6 separate regions of the Homo sapiens genome follow, and regions 2, 3, 4, 5 and 6 are each linked to region 1. A link is a contact called in ENCODE Hi-C or POLR2A ChIA-PET data. All regions are on one chromosome and are shown on one strand. Each heading gives the region's core, a stretch centred on a gene start or an enhancer-like site at or near the end of the contact. The rest is flanking DNA. Distances are from core to core; before and after follow the strand shown.

Evidence for each region. Hi-C counts contacts between places; a loop is a spot of excess contacts on that map. ChIA-PET counts read pairs that join two places held with the same protein, here RNA polymerase II (POLR2A). Pooled maps may share reads with other maps.
Region 2: a pooled map shows a loop between it and region 1 (8-fold over the local background). The contact joins the promoter of ZNF70 here to the enhancer-like site in region 1. A Hi-C loop is called at or near these places in 3 of 37 single-sample maps with no recorded cell type and 8 of 50 pooled maps.
Region 3: a pooled map shows a loop between it and region 1 (2.8-fold over the local background). The contact joins the promoter of MMP11 here to the enhancer-like site in region 1. A Hi-C loop is called at or near these places in 1 of 168 maps with a recorded cell type or tissue (naive thymus-derived CD4-positive, alpha-beta T cell), 3 of 37 single-sample maps with no recorded cell type and 9 of 50 pooled maps. POLR2A ChIA-PET finds 5 or more read pairs at or near these places in 1 of 52 experiments (RWPE1).
Region 4: a loop to region 1 is called in a pooled map, with 5 times the contacts of the local background. The contact joins two enhancer-like sites. A Hi-C loop is called at or near these places in 2 of 50 pooled maps.
Region 5: a loop to region 1 is called in a map of B cell, with 20 times the contacts of the local background. The contact joins the promoter of DERL3 here to the enhancer-like site in region 1. A Hi-C loop is called at or near these places in 1 of 168 maps with a recorded cell type or tissue (B cell), 1 of 37 single-sample maps with no recorded cell type and 7 of 50 pooled maps.
Region 6: a loop to region 1 is called in a map of OCI-LY7, with 2.8 times the contacts of the local background. The contact joins the promoter of SLC2A11 here to the enhancer-like site in region 1. A Hi-C loop is called at or near these places in 1 of 168 maps with a recorded cell type or tissue (OCI-LY7), 7 of 37 single-sample maps with no recorded cell type and 9 of 50 pooled maps. POLR2A ChIA-PET finds 5 or more read pairs at or near these places in 5 of 52 experiments (CD4-positive, alpha-beta memory T cell, WTC11, activated B cell and 2 more).

Annotation. Positions count from the first base shown.
Region 1 is chr22:24,156,079-24,159,460 of GRCh38, forward strand. The region is part of intron 29 of CABIN1 (calcineurin binding protein 1); the gene reads left to right. Among named protein-coding and RNA genes, the nearest start is that of SUSD2, 24 kb to the right of the region's middle. RefSeq lists a silencer at 1-359 and enhancers at 540-609, 1,538-1,971. Within about 2 kb of position 1,498, at least 33 of the 41 ENCODE cell types and tissues checked have a DNase peak (open chromatin) inside an H3K27ac peak, as active enhancers do; they include B cell and OCI-LY7, where a contact is called at or near this core.
Region 2 is chr22:23,749,611-23,752,992 of GRCh38, forward strand. It overlaps ZNF70 (zinc finger protein 70), which reads right to left and starts at 1,502. Exons shown (of 2, transcript NM_021916.4): 1 at 1,101-1,502. VPREB3 (V-set pre-B cell surrogate light chain 3) reads right to left here. Exons shown (of 2, transcript NM_013378.3): 2 at 3,133-3,382. The coding sequence ends at 3,266. RefSeq lists a silencer at 1,218-1,667 and enhancers at 1,260-1,935, 1,818-1,877, 2,718-2,777, 3,288-3,382.
Region 3 is chr22:23,771,187-23,774,568 of GRCh38, forward strand. It overlaps MMP11 (matrix metallopeptidase 11), which reads left to right and starts at 1,663. Exons shown (of 8, transcript NM_005940.5): 1 at 1,663-1,792. The coding sequence starts at 1,685. It overlaps LOC107985577 (a long non-coding RNA gene), which reads left to right. Exons shown (of 3, transcript XR_007068022.1): 2 at 1-121; 3 at 683-1,191.
Region 4 is chr22:23,797,148-23,800,529 of GRCh38, forward strand. All of the region lies in intron 3 of SMARCB1 (SWI/SNF related BAF chromatin remodeling complex subunit B1), which reads left to right. Among named protein-coding and RNA genes, the nearest start is that of SMARCB1, 12 kb to the left of the region's middle. Within about 2 kb of position 1,929, at least 3 of the 41 ENCODE cell types and tissues checked have a DNase peak (open chromatin) inside an H3K27ac peak, as active enhancers do.
Region 5 is chr22:23,837,095-23,840,476 of GRCh38, forward strand. It overlaps DERL3 (derlin 3), which reads right to left and starts at 1,912. Exons shown (of 7, transcript NM_001002862.3): 1 at 1,801-1,912; 2 at 1,617-1,682; 3 at 1,470-1,543; 4 at 1,258-1,351; 5 at 565-760; 6 at 1-60. The coding sequence starts at 1,893. It overlaps SMARCB1 (SWI/SNF related BAF chromatin remodeling complex subunit B1), which reads left to right. Exons shown (of 9, transcript NM_003073.5): 9 at 1-915. RefSeq lists a silencer at 1,835-2,137.
Region 6 is chr22:23,856,109-23,859,490 of GRCh38, forward strand. It overlaps SLC2A11 (solute carrier family 2 member 11), which reads left to right and starts at 1,767. Exons shown (of 12, transcript NM_001024939.4): 1 at 1,767-1,921. The coding sequence starts at 1,892.

The DNA of each region.
Region 1 (3,382 bases), core at 248-2,747:
AGGAACTTGGCGGGGGCGGGGGCCGGGACTGGGGCCGGGACTGGGGCCGGGGCTGGGGCTGCGCAACCGCTTCGCCTCCGCTGCCCGTCTGGGTCTCCACTTTGCTGGCGCTTTTGCTCAATCGTCCCCTGGTGGGCTCTGGCGGCCGCCCCCCGCCTCGGCGCACCAGGCGCAGCAGGAAGCCCGTGGGCTGTGGTTTCCCCGGCGCCCCCGCGGAGGAAATCGGCCGGCGGCGGGGTGCTGCGCCCCCATGCCCAGGGCGGGCTGGCACCCGGTTCAGCGTCAGGTGGGCGGCCAAGCCGGCTTGGGCGGCGGCGCGCGGGGGCGGCAGGCGCTGGTGAAGCCCGCACACGCGCCAGCGCATCCAGCCCTACCAAGCCCCGGGCTGGGAGCTGGCTCGTGGGGGCGTGCGCTGCGCGAAAGCGAAAGCCGCCCGCCAGAGCAACTTTGCGGCGGAAGGCGCCGACGAGGAGCTGTGCCGTGCCGCTCTTGGGGATGGTGAGCTGGCCGCCCGGCCGGGTGGGCAGCGCGTCCGGGCGCGGTGCTTCGCTAGCTATAAATAGGTGCTGTGCGGGGACAGGAAGATGGTTCCAGCCCTTTACAAGCACCGGCCCGTTATGTGCGCTGGGCTAGGACCTTGCCCCGCAGCGGAGTGGGAGGAGTGAGGTTAGGGGTAACGGTTGCATGGGATGGGGGGTGGGCACATAGAGCCTACAGCAGAGTTGGCGGCGGGGCTCTCCCATGCACTTGGTTGTTTGTCGTTTCTGCTTTTCCCGGGAGGGGGAAGGGAGGAACAGCCCGGCAGTTCTGGGGACCTTAGCGCTCCACGTCTTATTTGGCAGGAGAGGCTGGAAACGAGCGGGCGCCAGCTGCAGGCAAATTGCAGGCTTTCCCAGCCCTTGTCTGCAGAGAGAATCATTACCTGTGGATGGCGCGGGGAATCCCTTGCCCTCAGTAGCCCCGCCTGGAGAGACAGGACCGCGTTGTGGGGGGTGGGGTGTAGGAGTGGGCGGAGGCCAGGGCGCCCCTGGTGGCCTGTGTACAACCCTGCGGCCAGAGAGGCCCGCCCTGATAGGTTTGTGGTAGAAGCTGCAGGAACTTCCTGTCCCTAGGGGTGTTCAACCTGGCCTGCTTCTGGGGCCCCTTTCCTCCCAACCTTAGGGGAGGAACAGGACTGCGGGAGGGGCCAGACCCTCAGCTCCTCAGGGCATCAGGAAGATAGGGAGCTGCTGGTCTGGAAACTCAGTCCTGCCTCTAAAGGCTTCGGGACTCCTGAGTAGGGAGGCTCCAGAAGGGGCAATCTGGGCCAGGGCTCGGAGGGGTGCTGCCCAGCCGGCCTGGCTCTGTCTGTGATGCTCATCTTCCTTAGGGACAAGCCGGGTAGAGTGCAAAGAGCATGATAGGCTTAGTTCAGCTGTAGTCTTGGCTCCCTGCAGGCTGGCTGCCCTGGAACAAGTCTCTCCCCCAGCAAGGTGTAAGTGAAATCATGTGTTAAAGGAGCTGGGCAGGCAGCCTGTGAAGACGGTTGGCCCCAGGAGATGAAGTTTGCCCTACACGCCCCACGCCATCCCCTCCTTTTCCTCCAAGCTGTTTCGCCGCTTTGGTGACTTGTGTGGGTTTGTGGGTAACAGGGGTCTCCCCAGGACTGTAGAGGATTTTGGTATTTTCCCCACAGCTGCTCCTGACCTCAGGGCCAGATTCCATCCCCTTCCTGGCTCCGCTTGAGGTGCTTAAGAATAGGCTGGAACCAGGAGGAAGTTTTTATGCTTTTCTGGGGGGGCGGGGAGGCCCCTAATCTCCTCTCCCAGCAGCCCTCTCTGCTGAGAGGCTCCATCGCTCTCTAGCTGCAGCCACCCACTCAGCAGCTGGCCCTCAGCTCAATGCAGTCTGCTCCTACACCCTGTGCCCACTGCTCTTGGGAATGGGATGCCAACAGGCTCCCCGCCCTCGCCTGTTCCGAGCACTGAGTCACCACGACACCCGTGCCACGGGGGATGCTGGAGGAATCCCTCCACCAGGGGAACGGGCTCTCCCTTGGTTGCTCACAGTGTCGTGTTTTCTGTGAACAGAGCTGGCAGAGCTGAGCTCCTCCAGGAAGCCTTGCCCACCCATCTTACCACGGGCATACAGGGCTGGCTTGGGGCTAGGAGGGCCCAGGAAGACAGAACACTCACCCACTGTGTCAGCTCAGGCACCCAGGACCTGCTTCCTGGAGACCAGCCTGCTGCTGCGTGCCCACTCTCGTGGTCCCCTCTGGGTGATCTATCTTGAAGAGAGGGAGAAAAGCTTTGTGGAGAAGTATGTTCAGCCCAGCATTCTTCATCAGAATCCTTAAGTCCCAGAGCCAGATGCTCACCAGTAGCCCACTTCACTGTGCAGTGAAGGGCTCTGTGGTCATTTTGAATGATGTTTTTGGTGATGTGGGAAAATACATGTACTGTATTTGCTGAGTTAAAAGTCAGGATTAAAATTACCCACTTTCCGCTCAGGACGCTGCGGGTGATGGGGAAGACTCTGAGGGAGTCACTGCTATACCCCTGACTCGGCTGCCCATTTCCTCATCTGCTTGGCCGACGCTTCTTCTCTGGCACCAGCTGCATCCTGGTTTTTTTCTGGCTTTCTTCAAAAACCCCCCACATCCCTTGCTCTCCTAGCCCATTACTTCTTGTTCCAGCTTCTCTCCTGTCCCCTCACCCTGGATCACTGGGAAGTTGGGCTTCCCCAGCATCCTTGAAAGGGATTTATCTGTGGCATAAACTCTCCAATGCCTACTCAGGGGTAGCCTGGATGTGGCGCTAGGAACATGAGGGAGGACAAGACACTTTTCCAGCCCTCTTGGGAATCAGAGTCACCTTAGGGCTACACCAAGGGCAAAGGGATGTGGAGGCCAGGATTTGTGGGTTTTACCTGGAATACTACTTTTCTGGGCAGTCTGCAGGCAGGACCCAGGGGCCCCTGTCTGTCCTGACTCTCTCTGCCTGTGGGCTTCTCTTCCCCCCAGGGGCTTCAGGAGTTCTCTGAGATTTCATCTTGGCTCACAGATCTTGAGTCTCCCAGGAGGCCAGGCTCTGCTCAAAGGCCTTGAGGTATAGGTGTGAGCCAGAGAGATGCAGCCCTCCTGCCTGCACCACCCATCTGCTCCACCCTGGGGAGCCCAGAGTCCAGGGGACTGTGGCAGGGCAGCTATTCCCGTTCAAGACTCAGGCCCTTGAAACTGGCTGCTGACGTCAGAAGCTGGGGGCAACCCTGCAGGCAGTGCCTGACCAGGCCGGGCCAAGCCCAAGAAGGCCCCTAGCAGACTCAGGCTAGTTTGGATTGGACAACCTGGGTGAGCTGGAGAGGAAAGAGACTGCTGTGTGAAGTAGATGACCACCTGCCCAGC
Region 2 (3,382 bases), core at 252-2,751, 410 kb before region 1:
TTTTGTAGAGATGGGTTTTCGCCATGTTGTGCAGACTGGTCTCGAATTTCTGAGCTCATGCGATCCACCCATTTTGGCCTCCGAAAGTGCTGGTATTATAGGCGTGAGCCCCCTCGCCCAGCCCTAAAGTATTTTCAAAAATTCTTTGATCACTTCAACTCCTCTCACCCTCCCCCTCCTCTTCAGCAACCCATAATCTCCAACTCTTCCAGCTCTCTCACTCAATTTGTGCTTTTCGACCTCATGAAATCCAAGCCATTTTTACTGTAGTTCTCCTTTTCTAGCTCCACCCCTTCTCCATCCAGCTTAGACTCTCCATACTATGCGCATCACTTCAACTCTCACGCTCTAGCACCATGCTCCTCACCTCCTCGTCCGGCTGCAACTAGCCGCTAAGTCCCAGTCTTCTCGGCCAGTTCCTCCTAAGTTGTTAAATGTTGCCAAGAAAAATCATACAACTATGTATGGCACCACGACAAATTTCGAGTTTCCGATTTCAGCTGGGACCTCAGCTCTGGCATTCTATGACCTCCTTATTGCCAATCCCTCTCTTCTCGGTCTTCACCTTCCCACCCCATCTGGCACTGCTCTCCAATACCTCCTTCTCAAAACCCTTCATTTCAGAGGTTGCAAATTGGCAGCCTGAAGATCCTGCTATGTTATGTTTGGCTCTCGAAGAGTTTGGCTTTTCCTGTTCATTTTCCTTAGTTACCAATATTTAAAACTCAGTAGGTTTCTGGCTTTCTCTTGAAAAACGAAGATGTGACAATATCCCTTCACCCGCCCACATTGCCTACCTAGGTGCATGAAAGCTTTGAGCTACCCCCCAACCCCATCCCCACCCTCGCTTTCTTCCCAATTTTCATGGCTTCCAAGTTCTCTTTCTTGATATCTTTAGATTGCAACTCTTCCTCCGCCCACCCATTAAGTCCTGGTGTTCTCAAACTTCCCTCCGTAGAGGTTTTCCATTCCCACTATATAGCCCCTACACCCTGAAGTCTCCACTCAGAAAAAAGTTGGCAACCCTTTATCTGTCTCCCACAACATGATAAGTGTTTTTGGACCGAAAATGCAAAGATCTGGAACTCCATGCTTCCCACCTCTGTCGGGGCCTTCTCCGGGTCCTCCTGCATCTGTCATCCCATCCTCCAGAGAGTCCCTAGGGCCTGGGCACCCTGCAAACTCTTAGTGCAGTCAAGGTTTCCTGGCTGGGGGCCCAAGAGTTGCCACGGACCCGCACACGCTGCCCAGGCGGCGACGTGGCGCCCCTACAGGCTTCCCCGCGATTGGGGACACGCACACCCAGGGCCACCGGAGGGACAGGTGGTCAGGCGGACTCAGGTCACACCGGCGGACGCGGGGCCACTCACCTGGGCCGGGGCGGGGCAGCTCACCTGGGCCGGGGCGGGGCCGCAGGCGGGCGGGGCGGGGCCGCACCTGAGCTGCTCCAACCCGCGGCCGACGCGGCCGACGCTGCCTGGCTCCACAGCAGCTGCTGACGCGGAGCCCGCGGCCGCCCGAGCACCCAGAGCCCCGCCCCCGGCCCGCGGGCACTTCCGGGACCACTCTAGGCCGCGCGGAGGTCCCGGCGTCTCGGTGGTCCCACCGCGCCGGTTGTCGCCGCGCGAAGCCGCCCGGGCCCCGGGACACAAGGACCCGAATCAGGAGAGTCTCTCCAGTCGGCATGGTGGCTCTGGCCGTCCCCGAAGCGCGTGCTGGACGTGGGGGAAACAGAGATGGGCAGGCGTTGGCAGGAGAGCAGAGGAGGAAACAGGTCCGGACGGGCGGGCCGACCTCGAGCCGCCGGCACTCGGGGCATCTGCGCTGGTGCTGGGTGCAAGCCAGAAGCCACTGAGGCAGCTGGGGTCTTCAGGGAAAGGAGAGTGGAGCCCCAGAGCTGTCGACCCTGTCACTGTCCACAGGCACCGGGGTCCTGTTAGGATCCCCCTCCCCCAACCTGCTTCAAGGGTAGCCCTGTTCCTGTCTGCCCTCCCCGCCCCCACAGAAATAGAGATGAGAAGGGGCAGGCGAAGAACTAGGAGTGTCTGCGAGACCATCCCAGGACCCTGAGCCCCCCAACTCTCTGCATCCCAGGGCTGACTTCGACATGAAGCGCCTCCTCTCAGGCGCACCGGGAGGGAAGAGGAATGTGTTCTTGAAATGGCCGCCCCCTTGGCCGGGCGCGGTGGCTCACGCCTTTAATCCCAGCATTTTGGGAGGCGGAGGCGGGTGGATCACGAGGTCAGGAGTTCGAGACTCAGCCAGACCAACATGGTGAAACCCTGTTTCTACTAAAAATTATCCGGGAGTGGTGACAAGCGCCTGTAATCCCAGCTACTGAGACAGGAGAATCGTTTGACCCTGAGAGGCGGAGGTTGCAGTGAGCCAAGATAGTGCCATTGCACTCCAGCCTGGGCGACAGAGCGAGACTCCATCTCAAAAAACAAAAAAAAAAAAAAGAAAAGGAATCTCCGCCCCCTCCTTGCTGCTGATGGCAAGACTGGCCCCTCCACCCAGTGTTCTGCCCATGACACCCCCCCCTCAGGTGCAGCTGCCCAGCTTGTGGGAGAGCTTCCCTCCGCAGACCTTGGCCCAATCACAGGACATCAGGAGAACACACTGTCCCTGGGAAAAAGGATTCTGCCCCAGCCGCCCACCTGCCTTCAGCACCCTCAGCCTTGGCGCTCGAGTGCCTCCAATGCTACCCACACACACCTGCCTTCCTGCCCCATTAATGCTCTGTCGGGCCTTGGGCACAGACTCCAAGGGGTAGGCAGTGGCTGCCCCTCCCCAAGCCAACAGCCTGAGCTCCATGGGGACCAGCCACCCTAGAGCCATAACCCTTGGACCATAACCAGCCATGCAGAGTTGGGGGCGGCAAGGGCTGGTTCCTTTTTCTCCCTCCGGCTCCTCAGGTCACAGGAAGGTCAGGCTACCAGTTTGAGCCCCCAGGGGGCCATGGTGGGGGAGTCTGGGCCATGCCCCAATAGTCTCAGGTGCTTCCTCTTTGACAACAGTCCCCAGAATCCCCATTCCCCCGCACACTGCTCCCCACCCCAGGAGTGGGTCTTCGACTCCCAGACCCACCACAGTCATTTTTCTCAGCCAGGATCTTATGACCCTCACAATAGCTGTTGTTGACATGTTGAATATTATTAACCCATTTTACAGAGGGGAAGCAAGGCTCAGAGAAAGTTTAAAAGGGACCCAAGGTCAGGGGCAGAAATGGGAGGCAGAGGGGAGGCACCCATCTCACACCCCACCCCTAGGGACTAAAGCCGTAGCCAACAGAGCAGTAGTAATCCGCGTCGTCTTCAGGCTGCACGGGACTAATGGTGAGGACACAGGCATTGTGGGCCTCATCCTTGGCTGCCGAGAATCG
Region 3 (3,382 bases), core at 413-2,912, 380 kb before region 1:
GCTTCCTGACCACAGCCTCACCTTTGAGCAGCTCAGAGCCCTGCCTGCCAGGATGCGAGCCACTGCCTGGATCGTGGCTCTGCAGGGCCACCCATGATGGAACAGGTCGCCTGGTGAGGTGGTGAGGCCCTTCATCATTTCAGGGGGTGTACAGCAGTACTGGGTAACCCCGAAAATCAGGGATGAGACTGAAGGATCCCTTCCAGAATGTGGACACAACCCCTCCTTTGAGTCTCACCTCCTTTCCTTCTTTTTTTTGAGATGGAGTCTCGCTCTGTCACCCAGGCTGGAGTGCAATGGAACAATCTCGGCTCACTGCAACCTCCGCCTCCCGGGTTCAAGTGATTCTCCTGCTTCAGCCTCCTGAGTAGCTGGGCTTACAGGTGTGTGCCACCACACCTGGCTAATTTTTGTATTTTTAGTAGAGACAGGGTTTCACCATGTTGGTCAGGCTGCTCTCCAACTCCTGACCTCGTGATCCACCTGCCTCGGCCTCCCAAAGTGCTGGGATTACAGGCATGAGCCACTGCGCCCGGCCTCTCGCCTCCTTTCTTTCAAGTCTGAGGTGGCTAGCCTGGAGGGGTCCCCAGGGGCTTGTTGGGCACTGACGAGGGGACACCCTGGGGGCCCAGTACTCCACTCAGACACCTCCCACAGCCTTCTGACAGCATCCTTCCCACAGCTGACCAGCTAGAGGACCTCCTGACCCCTCCACTTGTCTGCTGGTGTGGAAAAGCCTGGACCCTCCCTCTTGGAGCCTCAGTTTCCCTATCTGTAAACTTCGGTCTATCCCAAGCTGAAGAACTGGCCAGTCCCTGCCATATGCCTCACTTTCCCCTGGGACACATTTTAATATCCCTTTCCTGGCCAGGTGCAATGGCTTCCCCATGTAATCCCAGCACTTTGGGAGGCCAAGGTGGGCAGATCACTTGAGGTCAGGAGTTCGAGACCAGCCTGGCCAACATGGTGAAACCCCATCTCTACTAAAAATACAAAAATTAGCCAGGCATGGTGGCGCACGTCTGTGGTCCCAGCTACTTGGGAGGCTGAGGTAGCAGAATCGTTTGAACCTGGGAGGCGGAGGTTGCAGTGAGTGGAGATCACACCACTGCACTCCTGCCTGGGAGACAGAGTGAGACTGTGTCTCAAAAAATAATAATAATAAAAAATAAAATAATATCCCTTTCCTCACAGGGGCTATTGTGTCATCTTCTAGAAGGATCCGTTGAGGCTCTGAGGGGTGGGGGAACTTGCTTGTGGGTAGGACCACCTGTCAGAGGTCAGAGGTCAGGCCACCAAGGAGACCCAGTGGGATGCGCCTTCCAAAGGTGGGGGTACGGATGGGACCCATGAAACCTGACTCCTCTCAGACTCTAGCCAAGTCTAAGACTTTGGACGGCCACCACCCAGAGGAGAAACTGAGACCCAGAGCGGCACGGGTTGGCCAGGGTCACCCAGCACCAGATAGGGACTTTGCCAGCCCCGGGGCAGGACCCTGTCTCCGGCCCTCGACCCCGCTGGGCCGTACCCTCCCCGTTCACCTCCCCCACCCGGGCCGCGGCTGCTAGGAGAGTTCAGAACAAAAGGCGGCGGGGGGCGGGGCCGAGGCGGGCCGGGGGTGGGGCGGAAGCTATAAGGGGCGGCGGCCCGGAGCGGCCCAGCAAGCCCAGCAGCCCCGGGGCGGATGGCTCCGGCCGCCTGGCTCCGCAGCGCGGCCGCGCGCGCCCTCCTGCCCCCGATGCTGCTGCTGCTGCTCCAGCCGCCGCCGCTGCTGGCCCGGGCTCTGCCGCCGGTGAGTGCCCGCCACTCGCCGGCCGCTCCTCGCTGAGGGGGCGCCGGGCACGCGGGCTGGGCCCAGCGGCGGATCCGGACCGAAGGGGGCGCCCCGGGTGGCCTCCAGCGCCCGGTACCCGAAACGCTTTCTGGTTCCCTCTAGGCGTGATAGACAGCGAGCTTGCAGTCCCTGGGGGTGTGAAGGGGAGCCGGCGCCGGCATCGTTCGGGCTGGTGGGACGGGACTCCACGCTGGACTCACGCTTGCTCCCAGCGTGGGGACCTGCCTCTCGCGCTCCAGCCGCGGGTGCTGGAGTGTGCGTTGAAGGAAGCAGCAGAGGGAGTGGTAACAGGGCCCCCTATTCATCGCAGGGACAAAGCCGAGCAGATCCCAGGCAGGTGTCAGCCTGCAGGTGTGTGGCCGCAGTTAGTACACCTCCAGGTGTGCGGTGGGATGAAGGATAAAGGGAGAAGGGAGGGCAGCGCTGTGCTGCGGGAAATGGGGTCTAAGCCTGGAGATGTCCCCCGCGGGCACCTGCCGGCAGCAGTTTTGGGAGGCTTGGAGCCAGGAGAACATGAGTATGAAATAGTATGAGTGCAGTGTGTGTGTGACTGAGAGGTGGCTGTCAGAAAGAAGCGGGGAGAGAAAGGAAAGGGAGAAAATGTGTGCTCAGGAGAGGAGAAGAAAGCCCAGGTAAGAGAGGACAGCAGAGTGAGGAGAGGAGGGACTGTCATGGAGTGTGTGTGACAGCTTGCATGTGTCCCAAAAGCTGCCCCTTCCCTGGGGCGCTTCCAGGCACCAGTCACAGGGCCTGGGGCCAGAGCCTGGGCCACTCCACTCCACAGCGGAGGCATCCAGACAGCTCGGGCAGGGAAGGGAGCAGGAGGGTGTGACAGGCAGGAGTCTCAGGACTGGCCTGGTGAGGAGGCAGGCCTGGCCAGGCTGGGACCCTCTGTCCAGCCACTCTGGCTCTGCTCAGGGCAGCCTTGTCCTGTGCTGGCTATGGGAGCAGAAAGGGATGGGATGGGTGGGGTAGAGTGAATGGGGGGCATCTCAGTCTGGAGTCTTGCCTCCTTCCCAGCCCCTCTTGGTTCCTAGGACTTGGGACAGAGTCAGGAATCACTGTGGGTAGACATTGAACCACAGGTCTGGAAATTGGAGAGATCTGGGTTTGAACCATGTGACCCTGGGTGAATCCTGCCATGCCTCAGAATCTCACCCACTCCATCTCTAATGGGAGTGCAGGTGGGAGGGGGCAATGGTGCCTACTGCTGTGTCCACTGTTGAGCAATGAGGTGATGCCAGGCTCACTAGAAACACTGTCACCTGTAGCTGCCACTTTGACGCTTGTGCATGGTCAGTGCTGGAGCTGGGGGCCAGCTTGGGGTGGGGTCTGAGCTGGACTGTGGTCTGTCACTCTGCAAACACGCAGGGAGCATGTGGGGTCACCTCTGATGTGTTTATCCCCCGGCTGCCTTCAGCAAGGCTGGGAGAGCTCTGTAAATATTTATCCAGCCCAGTTCCCAGCTTTCAGGGTTGATGGAAGCCCTGCAGTCCGATGGATGGGACGAAGCTACCGTCCCTCCTGGAGCCAGCAGCAGAGGGGTGA
Region 4 (3,382 bases), core at 679-3,178, 360 kb before region 1:
GCCACCTCGCCCGGCTAATTTTTTGTGTTTTTAGTAGAGACGGGGTTTCACCGTGTTAGCCAGGATGGTCTTGATCTCCTGACCTCGTGATCCGCCCGCCTCGGCCTCCCAAAGTGCTGGGATTACAGGCGTGAGCCACCGGGCCTGGCCTGTTTTTTTTTATTATTATTATTTTTTTTGAGACGGAGTTTCGCTCTGTCGCCCAGGCTGGAGTGCAGTGGCGCCATCTTGGCTCACTGCAAGCTCCGCCTCCCAGGTTCACACCATTCTCCTGCCTCAGCCTCCCGAGTAGCTGGAACTACAGGTGTCTGTCACCACGCCCGTCTAATTTTTTTTGTATTTTTAGTAGAGATGGAGTTTTATTGTGTTAGCCAGGATGGTCTCGATTTCCTGACCTTGTGATCCGCCCACCTCGGCCTCCCAAAGTGCTGGGATTACAGACATGAGCCACTGCGCCTGGCCTTTTTTTTTTTTTTTTTTTTTTTTTTGAGATCGAGTTTCGCTCTGTCACCCAGGCTGGAGTGAAGTGGCGGGATCTCAGCTCACTGCAACCTCCCCTTCCCGGGTTCAAGTCATTCTCCTTCCTCAGCCTCCCAAGTAGCTGGGATTATAGGCACCAGGCACCACACCTAGCTAATTTTTCGTAGTTTTAGTAGAGACGGGGTTTCACCATGTTGGCCAGGCTGGTCTCGAACTCCTGACCTCAGGTGATCCGTCCGCCTCGGCCTCCCAAAGTGTCGGGGTTACAGGTGTGAACCACCACACCTGGCCAGAAGGTTGAATTTTATGGCTTAGATTTGCAGATTCTGTGTATGGCTGAGCATGTTACTCACATTCACTGTGTCTAGTGACACTTGCATTGTCCACTTGAGTTGATAGCTAGACCTGGAAATGAGAACTTGCTACTGAGATAGGGCAGGATGAGGGGGCAGGGGCTCAGCCCAGGCTCTAACGTATCCAGTCAGAAAAGAGGAGGTGGTCAAGATCTGTGGTTTGCAAATACAGGCTCAGCTACCTGGAAATCACCCGTGGAAGCTGCAAAGAACACATCTTCTTGGGCCCTTCCTCAGAGGTGGGAAGTCACTCCACCTGGGTGGGGCTCAGGAATGTGCTTCTTAAAATTTTGCATTCTGGGTTTGGGTGTTGTAGCTCACACCTGTACTCTCAGCACTTTGGGAGGCCAAGGTGGGAGGATTGCTTGAGCCCAGGAGTTTGAGACCAGCCTGGGCAACATAGTGAGACCCCACCATCTCTATAAAAATAAAAAAATTTAAAAATTGCACTCTGAGCGGCCAGGATTAGGAACTATGACCCAGATAGGTTGTAGAGGGGACCCCTGTCTTGCTGTCCCCTCTCATAGTCTCTGCCCAAGCTGATTCCATGTTCCCCAAATTGGGTACTACAAAATCCTCCCTACCCCTACCAGCGATCAAGGGGTAGTCCCAGCCTCAGCATCAGACGTGTAAGTGATTCCCACTTTAGAAGGGAAAAGAGTTAAAGGGCCCAGAGTCCAGGCAGGTCTTGGCCATTGCTTCTGCCCTCCCCCACCCTCTGGAAAGGAGAAGGACCTTTGTGCTGTCTTCCCGGGTCCCTCCTTAGAGGGAACTGTCAAACGTTTGTCGGCCGGGCGCGGTGACTGACGCTTGTAATCCCAGCACTTTGGGAGGCCGAGGCGGGCGGATCACAAGGTCAGGAGATCGAGACCATCCTGGCTAACAGGGTGAAACCCCGTCTCTACTAAAAATCAAAAAACTTAGCCGGGCGTGGTGGTGGGCGCCTGTAGTCCCAGCTACTCGGGAGGCTGAGGCAGGAGAATGGCGTGAACCCGGGAGGCAGACCTTGCATTGAGCCCAGATGGCGCCACTGTACTCCAGCCCAGGCGACAGAGCGAGACTCCATCTCAAAAAAAAAAAAAAAAAAAGTTTGTCATGACTTGCTCTGAATGGTTGAATAGTTATTGTGGAAGTGGTTGCGCAGGTGTTGGGGTTACACAGGGAAGTGACACACAGTCGCTGCCTGCTCCTGCTCACAGCCTTGCCAGGGAAAATGGAAAAGCACAGAGCACAACGGGCACCCAAATGCTCTCATCTGTTTCACCCAGCCCTGGAGCCTTAGTTTAAAACAGCTTTTGGTATTTTTTTTTTTTTTTCGAGATAGGATGTTGCTCTCTCGCCCAGGCTGGAGTGCAGTGGTTGATCCCGGCTCACTGCAACCTCCGCCTCCTGGGTTCAAGTGATTCTCATGCTTCAGCCTCCTGAGTAGCTGGATTATAGACGTGTGCCACCACGCCTGGCTAACTTTTGTATTTTTGGTAGGGTTGAGGTTTCACCATGTTGGCCAGGCTGGTTTCGAACTCACCTTTTGGTTTTTTTTTTTTTTTTTGAGATGGAGTTTCGCTCTTGTTGCCCAGGCTGGACTGCAATGGTGTAATCTCGGCTCACTGCAACTTCTGCCTCCTGGGTTCAAGTGATTCTCCTGCCTCTGCCTCCTGAGTAGCTGAGATTACAGGTTCCTGCCATCACACCTGGCTAATTTTTTTTTTTTTTTTTTTTTTTGAGACGGAGTCTTGCTCTGTCTCCCACTCTGGAGTGCAGTGGCGCAATGTTGGCTCACTGCAAGCTCTGCCTCCCGGGTTCACGCCATTCTCCTGCCTCAGCCTCCTGAGTAGCTGGGACTGCAGGCGCCTGCCACCACGCCCGGCTAATTTTTTGTATTTTTAGTAGAGACGGGCTTTCACCATGTTGGCCAGGCTGGTCTTGATCTCCTGACCTCGTGATCTGCCCGCGTCGGCCTCCCAAAGTGCTGGGATTACAGGCGTGAGCCACCGCGCCCGGCTACACCTGGCTAATTTTAGTATTTTTAGTAGAGACAGGGTTTCACCATGTTGGCCAGGCTGGTCTTGATCTCCTGACCTCAGGTGATCCATCCGCCTTGGCCTCCCAAAGTGCTGGGATTACAGGCGTGAGCCACCGCACCTGGCCTGGTTTCGAACTCTTGACCTCAGGTGGTCTGCCCATCTTGACCTTCCAAAGTGCTGGAGCTACAGGCATGAGCCACTGCACCTGGTGCTTTTGGTAAAAGCAACCTGGAATTTGGGAGAAAAGATCAAACGCTTCATGGGACATGGGTTATTTAAATTACCTTGGATGTCACCTCTGGAAGGTATTTATCAACCCATCTTCTCAACTTCTACTGCTGTGGAAGCTGAGAGGCCAGAGGCCTTGCCTAGTCCATCTCAGGATGGCTGGTATGTCTAAAATGACAGCCTGATCATGTCTCTTCCTTCAAAACCCTGGGGACTCCCAGCCACCTGCTGAGTAAAGTCATCTCACGGAGCATGTGAGACCTGTGATCGGTCCCCTCCCTGGGGACCTCCTCCCTG
Region 5 (3,382 bases), core at 662-3,161, 320 kb before region 1:
CTCCAGGCTGGTTGGGGAAGACGTCCTCCAGGAAGTAGTAGATATGGCCCACCGCAATCCCTGTGAGACAGCCACGGACTGTGGGGTCACCCTCCACAGCCCAGAGTCCTAGACCAGCAGAGCCTGCCCCAGGCCCCCATCCACAGCCTGGTGGCCCTGCAGGCCCCACAGCATGAGTGCCCCAAAGCCTTGCACAGAGTGCCAGCCCCGGGTTGGCCGTGAAGGACAAGCTTAAAAGGCCCAGAAGCAGGCAGGACCCAGGGAGGGGAGGGCCTGAGAATAGTGGAGGAGTGGGAGCCATGGGGCAGGAACCCTGACCCTCCCATCCTCACTCCCATCAGGACCGTGCAAGCATCAGTAGATCCGTCCTGACGATGCAAATTATGTGGGCCGGCTGGCTTGAGGGGCTGTAAGAGCACAGCAGCTGGGAGGGCAGGAAGATGGGGATGGAGCCAGGTGTGAGGAGAACTCCAGCAAGGATGGGAGAGGGGCCCCAGGGCATAAGCAGCGTGTCCTGAGGGGAGTGGCCAGCCTGGGGCGGACTAGATGTACCGGGAGGCTCACCCAGCAGGTCCACGAGGATGGAGTTGCCCAGCAGCAGCGAGAAGCCCATGAGCGCCCAAGGCAGGAACGGTGCCTGGAAAGTGAGCAGGCCGAAGAAGTTGACCCTCACCCGAGGGCTGCGGCGGCTCCACACGTACACCAGCATGGCCATGAGGGCCTGGCCCAGGAAGAACAGGCTGCCCAGGAGTCCCAGCAGCTGGGCCAGAGTCAAGGTGCTCCGGTGCAGGCCTCAGCCCAAGCCCAGGGCCCCTCTGACTTCCCAAGACCCTGGAATTCTTCCCCTCATCTCCCCTATGTGCTATTCCCTCATCAAGATGAGCCAGTCCAATAAAGGCGACACACTCCACGGGCTTCAGGTCCCACGAAATCTGCCCTGCACACCTACAGCCTCATCCCAGGGCCCAACCACTGCCTGTCCCTGCCCCAGTTTCTCCCGGCTACTCGCATTCAGGGCTCAGCTAGTGGCCCTGACAACCCACCTGGCTCTTTTGTGCATGGCTTTGTATTTTGCATACAGCACTGAAGATCTAGCCCTGACCCCTGCAGCTGAGCACAGAGTGGGCCCTCAACACATACTAAGCTGGAGACAGCGACTGTGTCCCTCTCTGGCATGGCTGTGTTGGCCCCAGGACCAACACAGGCTGGACGCCGAGGCGCCCTAGCCCGAGGTTCCAGAGCCTGCGGGAAGGATACGGTCATAAGGACGCCCCCGAAGAGAAACATGAAGACGAAGTCGGCCGTGCGGCCGCGGAAGGAGCCCTCTTCCAGCATGCGGCAGTAGCGGAACCTACGGCGTCGGTATAGGAAGTGCCACCAGGCGGGGCCTCAGTTTCCCCGTCCCGGCCTCTCTCCCAGCCCGGCCGGCCTGCCCTCCACCCAGCCCGTGTCCGCAGGGCGCAGGATACACGAAGAGCATGTTGAAGAAGAAGCTGAATCCCAGGGGCCCGAAGAAGAGGAAGTTGGTGACGAGCCTCCAGACCTACGGGGGACGGGCGGTCAGGTGCGGGGTGGGTGGGTCGGGCCCACAGGTGCGCGGCGCGGGGCGGCCTCACCTGGAACTTCCGGAACACAAGGTGCGGGTTGAAGTAGAGTTGAAAGGGGCTGAGGAGCTCCAGCTGCTGTGGAACCAGGGGCCAGTCAAGAGCTGCCCGGGAGCCACGCCGTAACCATGGCGACCCTCACCCCTCCCGCCAGAGGCTGTAACCAAGGCGACGTCCGGTCCGCCCGGCCGCTTACCACCGCGGCGGTGGTGAGGACACAGGCTGCGGTGTAAGCCCGCGTCACCGCCGGCACCTGCAGGAACTCGGCCGCTAGTCCCTGCCACGCCATTGAACCTTCTCAAGCACGCGTGGCCCAGCCAGCAACGCGCTCTTTAACCCGCCTCCCAGCCCCGCCTTCGGCCAATCCGCATCCGAGGCGCTGCGCGCCCCAGGCTGAAAAGAGAGCCCCTGAGCCCGACAGCCAATGGAAGGAAGAAGAGGGAAATTAGGGGCGGAAAGGGAGAGTGGGCGGGTAGAGGCTGGTGGCCAATGGGCAGGCGCCAAGGTTGAGCACGTGGCGGTTGTTGTGGCTGCGGTGGTGGCGCGGGAGAACGTGTGGCCAATGAGGAACTGGTCATTTCGCGGCTTTCTAGGAGAGGACCAGTAGCGTGGACCCACGACACCACGGGGGCGGGGCTAAGATCGTATGGGTTACAGGAGCGAAGACCCGAGCAGGCGAGGCAAAACTGGAAAGGGCGGGGCGCGTGGGCGGGGCGCGGAGTGTGGCGGCTCAGACCGTGCTGGCTCACTAACTGACGACCTAGCCACAACGTTGTCCTCGCTGCCAGCCCAAGACAGGCCCACCTAACCCACAGCAGGGAGGCATTCGGGAATGTGTCCAAACCTCCCCAAACGTCCAGGGCCCCACTCAAATGTGCCGGCCGCTGTCGGGGTTCTTCCCCGGGGGCCCAAGGAAGGAGAGGCAGGACTGCGGGATTGAGTCCAGGTGGGGCGCGAGGGTTGAGAGGCGCACCAGAGCAAGTGGACAGGCAGGAGAGGTCCTCAATATTTTGGTGGAAAATAGAAACCAACCTACCCACCTTCCTTCCCTCCTTCCCTCCCTCCCTCCCTCCCTTCCTTCCTTCCACCGTTTATTAAACAACTGTTTGCCTGACACTGTTCTAGATGTTGGGGATGTAGCATGCAATAAAAGACACTGTCTCTTAGAGTCCAGCCAGGAGGCAGTCAATACAATAAGCTAGTGCTGACACTTGATGAGAATATTGCCAAGTGAGGGGTGGGGCCACGTGGGCGTCCGCAGTGCCAGGTGGGGTGACCTGGGATACCTCTAAAGTTTGTCACTTTGCAAGCATCCCTGTGTCCATCAGGATGGTAACTGTGAAAAGCAAAACAATAAAACAAAATAAGTGTTGGCGAGGATATGGGGAAATTGGAACCCTTGGGCACCGTTGGTGGGAATATAAAATGGTGCATCCGCTGTGAAAAACAATATGATCATGACTCAAAAAATTAAAAATAGAATTACCGTATGATCCAGCAATGCTGCTTGTGGGTACACATTCAAAAGAATCAAAAGCAGGGACTTGAACAGATGTTCATACACCCATGTTCATGGCCCCATTATTCACAATGGTTCACATCAGTTCACCCACCGATGAGACAGACGAAATGTGCTGTCTACATGCAATGCAATACCATTCAACCTTAAAGGAATGAAATTCGGATACATGATGCAGCATGGATGACCCTTGAAGACATTACACCCAGTAACATAAACCAGTCACAAGGCTGGGCGCAGTGGCTCACACCTGTAATCC
Region 6 (3,382 bases), core at 517-3,016, 300 kb before region 1:
ACTCCCTAATCTTAAGTACCCAGGGACACAAACACTGCGGAAGGCCAAGGCCGCAGGGTCCTCTGCCTAGGAAAACCAGAGACCTTTGTTCACTTGTTTATCTGCTGACCTTCCCTCCACTATTGTCCTATGACCCTGCCAAATCCCCCTCTGCGAGAAACACCCAAGAATGATCAATAAAAAAAAAATAAATAAATTAAAAAAAAAAAAGAAAAAAATTAACCTATCAAAATAAAATATCAGCAGTTGAAACTAACAATGTATTAATAACAATAATATTATGACCAAGTTGCGTCTACCCCAAGAATTCAAGAATGGTTTACCATTAGAAAGTTTATTGATGTAACTGATCTCATTAACAGATTAAAGGAGAATACCCATATGATCATCTTAATAGATGCACGAAAAGCATGCAATAAAATACCTATTTATTATAACTGCTAATATTTTGTGTTTTTCCTTAAAAATGCAGTGTTTTTAGGAATTAAAGTTCAGAGCAGCAAAAGTCAAACAAAAACCAAGTCTGAGCAATAGAGCTACTACAGTGCCCATCACAGTGTCTGCTCAGGTGACTTCTTAAGGTCATGTCCAGCTCTATGTTTCTGTGACCACAAATAGCATCTTTGGCAAGTCTAGTTTCAGTTGGTCTTTGTCCAGCTCCTGGATTCCTCCATGCAGGGCCTGAGAAGCCCTGAGGGATAAAAGATTAATCCGGTTCAGTGGACTCTGTGGTTCCTCAACTCCAAGTGCCCCCAGCATAAGTCGGACCTGCCTCTCACGCAATGGATCCCCTGGCGGCAACCCGAGACCGGTTCTCCTACCCGCATTCCGCCAAGTCTCTCGCTCTGCCCAGGACGCACAGATGAGAGCGCTCCGAAGACTGGTGGGTCTATCTTTCGGTCTTTCCTAATTTTCCCGTCCTCTGGGGAAAGGTCGGGGATACCTGAACCAAAGTGTGTGTGTGTGGGGGGGGGGGGGTGTAGGTGGGGCGTGCATAGATGTGCACAACCAAGGGCTTGGCCCTCCGGAGAACGCCCAGGGGCAGTGGCCTCCGAGGTTCTGGCGGCCGGCAGTGGCGACCGGCGCAGGGAATCGCGCAGGGTTGCGGCTGAGGTCAGACCAGCGAGAGACAGAGACCCGCAGACATTTAGTCCAGAGACTGTAGCAAAGGAGGGGGACGAGGGGCCAGAGCCGGAATTTCGGGGGAGGACTTGGGAGCGCGGCGACCAGAGTCGCTTGCTGGCACTTGCGAGGGCGAATGCAGGGGCTTGGCCGAGATGACCTTGGACCAGAGCTCCCTTCCGGCCTGCAGAGATGAGCTTGGGGCTTAGCCGAGTAAGGAGTGAGCGGCTTTTCAGCCTCAGTGCTGCGGCAGAGGCGGATGGAGGATGAACTGGAGCCGTCCTTACGGCCTCGGACGCAGGTGAGCTCCCAGCGGCGGCGACAAACCCCGCGGCGGTGACCCCAAACCCCCCCCCCGCGGCGGCGACTCCCCCCCAACACGCTGGGGCGAACTCCCCAGCACCCCCAGCCCTTCTTAAAAACGCTGAGTCCGCGCATGCGCCTCAGGCGCCCTCCGCGACACTCTAGCGGCTCTGCGCTTCACTGCGCCTGAGCTTGAGTCTCAGGCCTTAGTCCCGGCCATCGTTTAGCGTTGCGCGAACCCTCAGCTGGTGCGGCCGCTCTCAATACCCACTGCGCTTGCGCTACAGCTTCGTCTCGACGGGTTTGCTCCTCTCAAACGCTCACTGCGCGTGCGCTAGCGCCTCTTTCACCACTGGGCGCTGCGCGCTGCCCTTCCCTCCGCGCACAGGCTGCCGGCTCACCGCTTGCTAATGGCAGCCGGGGTCTCCCTGGGACAGCAAGACCTCCGCTCAGGCCCCTCTTTCGAATGCTCCACGCCCTCCTGCGATCTAGAATGGTATGAATTCTCATACTTGCCCAGACCAGGCGTTTCAGATGAGGGATTGCGGACCTGAGTGAACTGCGCAGGTGCAGCCACCTGGGAGGCTTAACTAAGTCGTCAAATGTTCAAAAATATCGTGCTTGTATGTACAGTGGCGTTAGGTGCTAGGCTCAGATGTGCATAGGCAGGTGTTTACGCCCAGGGTCGGCCTGTGGGCCAGAGCAAGGTTGCTGGACCCTGGCATCCCAGCCCCCAGAGATGCTAAATCCTCTGCCGATCAGCCCTGACCTCAGAGGCAGTAAGCCCTCCGAGCGCTGCAATCCTGACTGCTCGCCCCCTCCCGAGACTGTTTCCCACCCCCGCCTCTTTCCTCCTCATGCTCCCTCAGCTCTGACCTGACGTCCTGCCTCACAGAGGGAAAGGGCGCAGCCAGAGGAGAGCGCCCGCACTGCACTGCCCACCGCTTCTAGGGGTTCCTTCCCAATCTGGACTGATTTCTTTAGGTATTTGCATGGCACATTCCCTCACCTCCTTTGTCTTGATTTGCACTTGTATTCCTTGACAGCCTTATTTAAAATAGCACCAACTAAGGTGGGAGGATCGCCCAGGAGTTCGAAGCTGCAGGGATCTAATAGGATCTCACCACTGCACTCCAGCGTGGGCGACGTAGCGAGACCTTGTCTCTAAAAAATAAAAATAAAATAAAATAAAATAAAATAGCACCACCTGGTCCAAACACTTCCTACGCCCCTTCACTGCTTTAAGTCTCTGTAGCACCAGCTGATGTACTATATATTTTGCTTGTTCATTTTGCGATTGCTTGTCTTTCTCTGCTGGAAGGAAAGCTCTGACAGCTCATGGATTTTGTCTGTTGTTCACTGCTGTATCCCAACACCTAGAACAGTAGGATTATTGACCATAATAGGGAGGCAATAAATCTTTGTTTGCTGAATTAATGGTCCCTATCGTAGCTAATGTCTGAATGCTTACCATGACCAGGCACGGTATAGGCAATCTCCATGCATGATCTCATTGAATTCAACGATTTCCTGTAGTCTTAGAGACCTGTCAATATCTCCTGCTACATGAGCTCAGCTGCCATCAAGCACTGTGTTCGCTGCTTCCTTCACATCTGCTGTCTTAAGGGAGCTCTCACTTCCATGCGGCCCCCGTGGAGCTGTAATTTGGCCTCAATGGGACCAGATGCCAGGTTTCTCACCTGGCTTCTTCCTAAGGCTTCCAGCCTTAGAGAAAGTTACTTAGGCCTTATTGGAACTATGGGCAGCCAGGGCCCCTGTCACCAACCTGTCTCCAGACCTATGGCAAGGCCTTCAGCAGGATTCTGCCCTCCAGAGCCACTTCCTCTGCTCCCCCAGCCTCCAGTGCAGTATCTCACTGAATGGTGAAAGCACAGCTGTCTCTTTCCCAGCTGTATCTTGCCCCCCAGCACACTTCCTGGCTGAGATAAACATTCAG